Regions from separate parts of the Homo sapiens genome. Here region 2 is linked to region 1. Evidence: chromatin contacts called from ENCODE Hi-C or POLR2A ChIA-PET data. All regions are on one chromosome and are shown on one strand. The core of a region is the stretch at or near the end of the contact, and the rest is flanking DNA. Distances in the headings are between cores, read along the strand shown. Region 1 holds the start of HAT1 (histone acetyltransferase 1). Region 2 holds the start of OLA1 (Obg like ATPase 1).

The links. Hi-C counts contacts between places; a loop is a spot of excess contacts on that map. ChIA-PET counts read pairs that join two places held with the same protein, here RNA polymerase II (POLR2A). Pooled maps may share reads with other maps.
Region 2: a map of B cell shows a loop between it and region 1 (14-fold over the local background). The contact joins the promoter of OLA1 here to the promoter of HAT1 in region 1. A Hi-C loop is called at or near these places in 1 of 168 maps with a recorded cell type or tissue (B cell) and 9 of 50 pooled maps. POLR2A ChIA-PET finds 5 or more read pairs at or near these places in 1 of 52 experiments (T-cell).

Annotation. Positions count from the first base shown.
Region 1 is chr2:171,920,852-171,924,072 of GRCh38, reverse strand. HAT1 (histone acetyltransferase 1) reads right to left here and starts at 1,612. Exons shown (of 11, transcript NM_003642.4): 1 at 1,566-1,612. The coding sequence starts at 1,572. LOC105373740 (a long non-coding RNA gene) reads left to right here and starts at 1,684. Exons shown (of 3, transcript XR_923579.2): 1 at 1,684-2,034; 2 at 2,842-2,993. RefSeq lists enhancers at 1,338-1,387, 1,528-2,176.
Region 2 is chr2:174,246,884-174,250,104 of GRCh38, reverse strand. OLA1 (Obg like ATPase 1) reads left to right here and starts at 1,573. Exons shown (of 11, transcript NM_013341.5): 1 at 1,573-1,653. RefSeq lists a silencer at 1,268-1,787.

The sequences.
Region 1 (3,221 bases), core at 363-2,862:
GGAGTGAGAATTCCTGGATTCTGACTATTTCACACACTTACTGAGCTAGTAAGCTCAGGGAACTAGAGCACATTACTTAACCCCTCTGACCCTAATCTACAGAACCGAGATTACAGAATTTACTTCGAGGAATGTAAGCAACAAAATTTAACCTGTGAAATCATATATTAGCTCAATCTGCACAATTCTATAAGTAGGTATTACATCAACCCCATTTTACATTCAAAAGTTCAGGCTTAGAAAGAGGTTTAGTTGAAGGGCATCCAACTACTAAATGATGGGCCCAAAATTCGAATTTAGATGTAATTCTTAGAGTACGTCCTCCCTCTTCTGTGGTACTTCAAGATCCTACAATCTCCATCTGGTAGAAAAGTCCTTCTTTAAACATCTGTAGAGCTCACACAACAGCTTGTCTATCCCACATATTCATAAAAATGGAATGGTTAATGTAGAGAGACTATGAGGAATGCCCTGTAAAGAGATGATAAAAGCAACAAAGGCCAGCGAAGTGGCTCAATCCTGTCATTCCAACACTTTGGGAAGCTGAGGCGAGAGGATGGCTTGAGGCCAAGAGTTCCAGACCGGCCTGAGGCAATACAGCCAGACTCTGTCTCTAAAAGGTTAAAAAAAATTGTTTTTTTTTAGCCGAATGTTGTGGCGCATGCCTGTAGTCCTAGCTACTCGGGAGGCTGAGGCAAGAGGATCGCTTGAGCCTACGAGGAGTTGGAAGCTGCCCGGAACTATGATCGCTGCACTCCAGCCTGGGCGACAGAGAGACCCTGTCTCAGGAAAAAGAAACTGTCCATAACTTCAAAAGATAAGTAATCGAAAAAAATAATCACACCAAAACAGCCTTAATACACGTACAAAGTAATAGCAATTATACATTATTAAATGTTGTAACTTGAAGGGTCTCTAGAATGTACACAAGAGAATTGTATTATAGTAGTCCAACCCTAAAAGAGAAGGGAGCAGTTCAGGAACAAAGTCTTTCTCAAAGGGCATCTAAATACGATCCTCGGAATACTAAAGTGTGACAGATTAACGAGACGACTACGAAGTCAGTCGAGATCCAAGTGGGAGCGCCAGAGCAGGGCAAGGCAGCAATGCGCTAGCTCAGAAGTTGACTGTAGTGGAAGGTAGACGGAGACCTGGAAGAGGAGGAGGATCTGAGCATTAAAATCAGCTGGCGGGAACAGGACCAGATGTACAAGAGCTGAAGCAAGCAGCAGTGGACAAAAGGAATGGGAAGAGAAACAGGCCCCAAGGCATGTGGCATTTTACGAGCCCAAATCATGACGCTTTTCCCTGGCGTCTTCGGCCCTCGGTAGGGGCCGGATTGCTGGCAGAAGGCGCAGAACCCCAAGCAGTTGGGGGCGGGGGCGCGGACCGCCGCCAACAAGGAGCTGCTGGGCTGAGAGTTCCGCGCTTCCGGTCCCAAGCAGGCCTTCTGGAACCCAGGCTACAGCCCGAAAGTTCTAGGCGGGCATTGTCACCACCGTCTCGGCGTTCTATCCCCGATCTGGCCGCCTCCTCCCCTTGGTAAACTTTTCCCGGTAACTTACCCGCCATTTCCGAGCTACGATCACCCGCGGCTGAGGAAGGACGAATCAACCCGCGCGCTCCCGGGCCGGAAGTGACCGCACAGTCTGACATATTTTCCCCGCCCACTCCCAGCGTGACGTTAGCCAATTAAAGGAGGCGTGTCCAGGAGCCCGGCGGCGGAAGCGCCTCAAGAGGCGGGGCTAACGCCGAGAAGTCTGCGCGGGCCGTTGCCTAGCCACTGCGAATGCCGTCAGCCGCTTTGCAGGCCTGAAGTGGAGAAGGAGGCCGCAAACGGACTTTCGCGGTTGAGATGCTCTCTGGCCCTAGGAAAGTTTCTCTGGGGTTGATTTGATCAATACAGACACTTTACGCCTGTTTTCCATACCCGTCCCTGAGATGTTTTGGAGACTGGCTGAAAATCTTTCCTCTTGGCCTGGACAGTGCATCCAAACACCTGAGCCCTGTGGGCAATTTTACCATTTTACCTAGGTAAAATGTAGAGGTTGAGTTTCAGTTGCGGGAGAAGCTTTCACTTGTTTTCCTCATTTGTTTCTCATTTTGCTGTAAACTTTAACACCTTTTTTCCTTTCTCCCCTGTTTTTAACGTATACAGTATGATATTTAGGTACTCTGCTTTCACTCTGCAGGTTACTAAGAACCGTTTAGCGCGCAAAAATCGTTACCTAGGCCGGGCGCGGTGGCTCACGCCTATAATCCCAGCACTTTGGGAGGCCGAGGCGGGTAGATTGCCTGAGCTCAGGAGTTCGAGACCAGTGTAGCCAACATAGTGAAACCCCGTCTCTACTAAAAATACAAAAATTAGCCAGGCATGGTGGCAGGCGCCTGTAATCCCAGCTACTCGGGAGGCTGAGGCAGGAGAATCGCTTGAACCCTGGAGGCGAAAGTTGCAGTGAGCCGAGATTGCGCCACTACACTCCAGCCTGGGCAACAGAGTGAGACTCCGTCTCAAAAAAAAAAAAAAATTGTTACCTAATAAATACCTCAAGTAGCCTGATGTAGTCTTGCATGCCACATGTCCTAGTGGTTTGAATTACATCACAAGGTGCTACCTGATTTTAGCCATAGGCCTTGTTAGTATTTAGTAGCTGTAGGAACTGCTTTCCCCAGAGGATAAACCACTATTTAGGTATCCACAAATATTCCCACAATGTTGGCTATACACCAGAATTCCTTATCTCAACAAATATTTGTTAACAGGTTTTACAGTGATGCACGCTAAAGCTAAAATGGACCCTTGGGATGATGGTCTAGAACTAACACGCCCTCTCATTTTAGAGATGAGGAAACCAAAGCCCAGAAAAGATAAACTGCCCAAGTTCATTCTCAGTATGCAACCTATGCAGAGTGCAGTTCATCAGATACTCAGCCCAGTATTTATTTGCTCAACTATATAGAGATGGCTTTCCTGAAGATAAAGATCAGAAAAGGTACTGAGAATGCCCAGATCCTTTTTCTTTCTTTTTTTTTTTTTTTTTTTTAGACGGAGTTTCACTCTTGTTGCCCAGGCTGGAGTGCAATGGCACAATCTCAGCTCACCACAGCCTCCGCCTCCCGGGTTCAAGCGATTCTTCTGCCTCAGCCTCCTGAGTCGCTGGGATTACAGGCATGCGCCACCACACCCAGCAATTTTGTATTTTTGTAGAGACGGGGTTTCT
Region 2 (3,221 bases), core at 324-2,823, 2.3 Mb before region 1:
TGAAAGGAAACAGATTTTTCAGATAGTTTTAGTTTTACTTTTTATTTGTATTTATTTTGTTAGAGATAAGGTCTTGCTCTACACCCAGGCTAGAGTGCTGCGGCAGTGATCATAGCTCACTGCAACCTTGAGCTCTCAGGCTCAAGCCATCCTCTCACCTCAGCCTCCTGAGTAGCTGGGACTACAGGTATGTGCCACTACACCCAGCTAATTTTTGTTTTTTGGTAGAGATGGGGTCTCACCACGTTGTCCAGGCTGTTCTCCAACTCCTAGGCTCAACTGATCCCCCTATCTTGGCCTCCCAAAGTGCTGGGATTACGGCCAGATTTTCAGTTAGATTGTGGTTTGAAATATGCTGCTGCCATTTACTAGTTGTGTGACTTCATCCAAATTAATCAACCTTTCTGATATTGTTTCCTCACTTGTAAAATGGGGATGGCGACCTATTTACATCCTTTAATATTAATAGCAACTAATCCCTTTAAAAGGAGCTTCTAGTGTCACAATTTTTGGACAGGTATCATATTCATTACAACAAATACCTGAATGACATCTGAAGGCCAGGACCTAAATGAAAGAATTCCTTCTCCAGTGGCGCTCATGGTATTGATATGATGTGGGTGAGATGGGATGAAATCCTAATATTAACAACAGCGACTACTCACAAGCCTTTTCTGTATGTGCTGAGTACTGTTGTTATGAGCTCAACACGCATTGTCTCATTTTATTCTCACACGAATAACCTCATAAGGTGGTTTTAATAGCCTCATTTTATCCAGAACGAAATTGAAGTCCAGAGAAGTTAATTTGTCTAGGGTCATACAGTCAATGAGTGGCGAAATCCAGATTGGAAATTCCCAAATTTCAAAGGCCCCTGCTCTCAACTACCAAGAGGAAAAGGGGGGAAATTGGCTCAATTAAACGCATTCTGTGATCCAGTACCTGTGTGCGACGCTTTAACTATAAGGCGAGGAAGAAATCCCTAGACCAAAGTTTCCCTTAGCCCCTTTTCCTTCAAGAACTTTTAGTTAACAGCTTCTCTCCGCACAGACTGAGCGAATAAAGTTATAGAAAAGGGAGATGGGCTAGCGGCCACGCGGTCCTCGGGGCTGGTGTGGCTGTTTGCCTGACTTCAGACGCCCCGGATCTCCCGGAGGGAAGTCAGGGCCCAAGGCACTCCGCAGTCCAGCTGGGAAAGCTTGGGGCTGTAGGCCCGCGAGTGAACGTGAGCAGGTAACCCAGGCCGCGCAGCCAGACGGAAGCGGAGACCTAGAACCGAGAAGCCCACGTGCCGAAGCGGAAGACTAGAGCTCCCGGGAACGGCCTAGCCAGCGCCTTCCCCTCTCCAGCTCCCTGCCGCCGCGCGGCTCCTCCCACCCTGGGCTCCTCCCGCCCTACTCCCGCCTCCCCGGCCGGTTAGGCCAATGGGCGGGACGCGCGGGCAAGGCGGGGAGGGGCGGGGCCCATGGTCTGCGCGCAGGTGCCGCTCGGCGCCCGGCCCGCCCGTTCCGCCGCTGTCGCCGCCGTCGTGCGTGCCGCTCGGCGGAGGGGACGGGCCTGCGTTCTCTCCTCCTTCCTCCCCGCCTCCAGCTGCCGGCAGGACCTTTCTCTCGCTGCCGCTGGGACCCCGTGTCATCGCCCAGGCCGAGCACGGTGAGGCCCTCAGGGAGCCCGGGGGCGCGATCTCCGCCAGGTCTTCGGCGCCTGGGCTCATTGCCCTGAGGCTGGCGCGGGGCCCGGGCCCAGTGGCCAAGATGGGGCCAGGGCAGCGGGTGGCTTGGGGATGTGTGGATGAATGAGGCGCTGTCGGACTAGGCCGCGCGTCGGGAGATCGGCCTACGCCTCACGCGGGAAAGCCCTGGGGAAAGCCTTCTCCCGACGCCAGGACGCCCGGTGGCCCAGTCCGGAGAGGAGGATGGGGGGTGGGGCCCACTTTGGGTGGGCTGCCGGCCACCTCTCTGTAGGCCAGAGGACCCGACAGGCGCTGTTCCTGTATCTGTTCTTTGGAGGCCTGGGAGTTGGCCAGGAACAGGTGTCAGGACGCTGAGAAGGGAAATTCCTGGCCCTCGGGGTCAGGGATCAGAGGCTGGAATACTACTGCAAGGGCAGGGCCCCAGCGTGGTCCTAGGAGGTACAACTCTCAGCCAGAAGACTGGGACAGTTTTAGTTCCCAGCTTCTGAGACGTGAGCTTAGCGGTCTTTGTGATTTCACTTTGCAGTCCAAGGGTGGGAGTAATTCTGCACGCATGATTTGGAGACAGAACTAGTAAGGGACAGAGAAAGTTTCGACTTGTAAATAAAAAGGTTCCGTCGATTAATTTACCATTAGAAATAGTAACCATAATGTAGATTTTGGAGGTTGCTTATGAGGACTGATGAGCCGTACCTTCAGTGCCAAAGGTGGGAGGGACTTGGTGGAAGGACCCCAGTACCTGGTGGGTGTTCATCTATGTGAAAAATGGGGGTTGTGGGCGAATGGGAAAGATAAGATTCCAGATTATAGAGGAATGGTTTGGTGTGAAGGGTGACTTGGCTGCTGGTGGTTCCACAATGGAATTTTCTTTGACTGTCTTCTGTGTACTTGCTTCCAAATGCTTTCTTTCATATAACCATATATCAGGTTAAGATATAAAGTGTTTTGTGAGCAGTCTGGATGGAAGATTGGTAGCTAAACTCTAAGTTTATCTTTGATTCCTGGTGCCACAAATATTTTATTTATTTATTTATTTATTTAAGACAGAGCCTAGCTTTGTCGCTCAGGCAGAGCCCAGTGGCGTGATCTTGGCGCACCGCAACCTTCGCCTCCCGAGTTCAAGCAGTTCTCGAGCCTCAGCCTCCCGAGTAGCTGGAATTACAGGCTGCGCGCCTGATGGCCGGCTAATTTTTTTGTATTTGTTTTTCTTTTTAGTAGAGACGGGGTTTCTCCGTGTTGGCCAGGCTGGTCTCGACTCCTGGTCTCAAGCAGTCTGCCCACCTCGGCCTCCCCCTCCCAAAGTGCTGGGATTACAGGCCTGAGCCACCGTGCCCGGCCCAACAAATATTGATTTTAGATCAGTCTTTCTGGGACTTCTCAGCAATGACTCTTTTGACAACGGATATGTTTACAGAACTTTTTAAACATTTTTGCTGAAAAAAAAGTGGATTTAGCTCTGTGTTAGTTTTGGATCGCTATATACAGTATGTTTTGTTCTTAATCTTAATTCAATAATATATTGTATGTG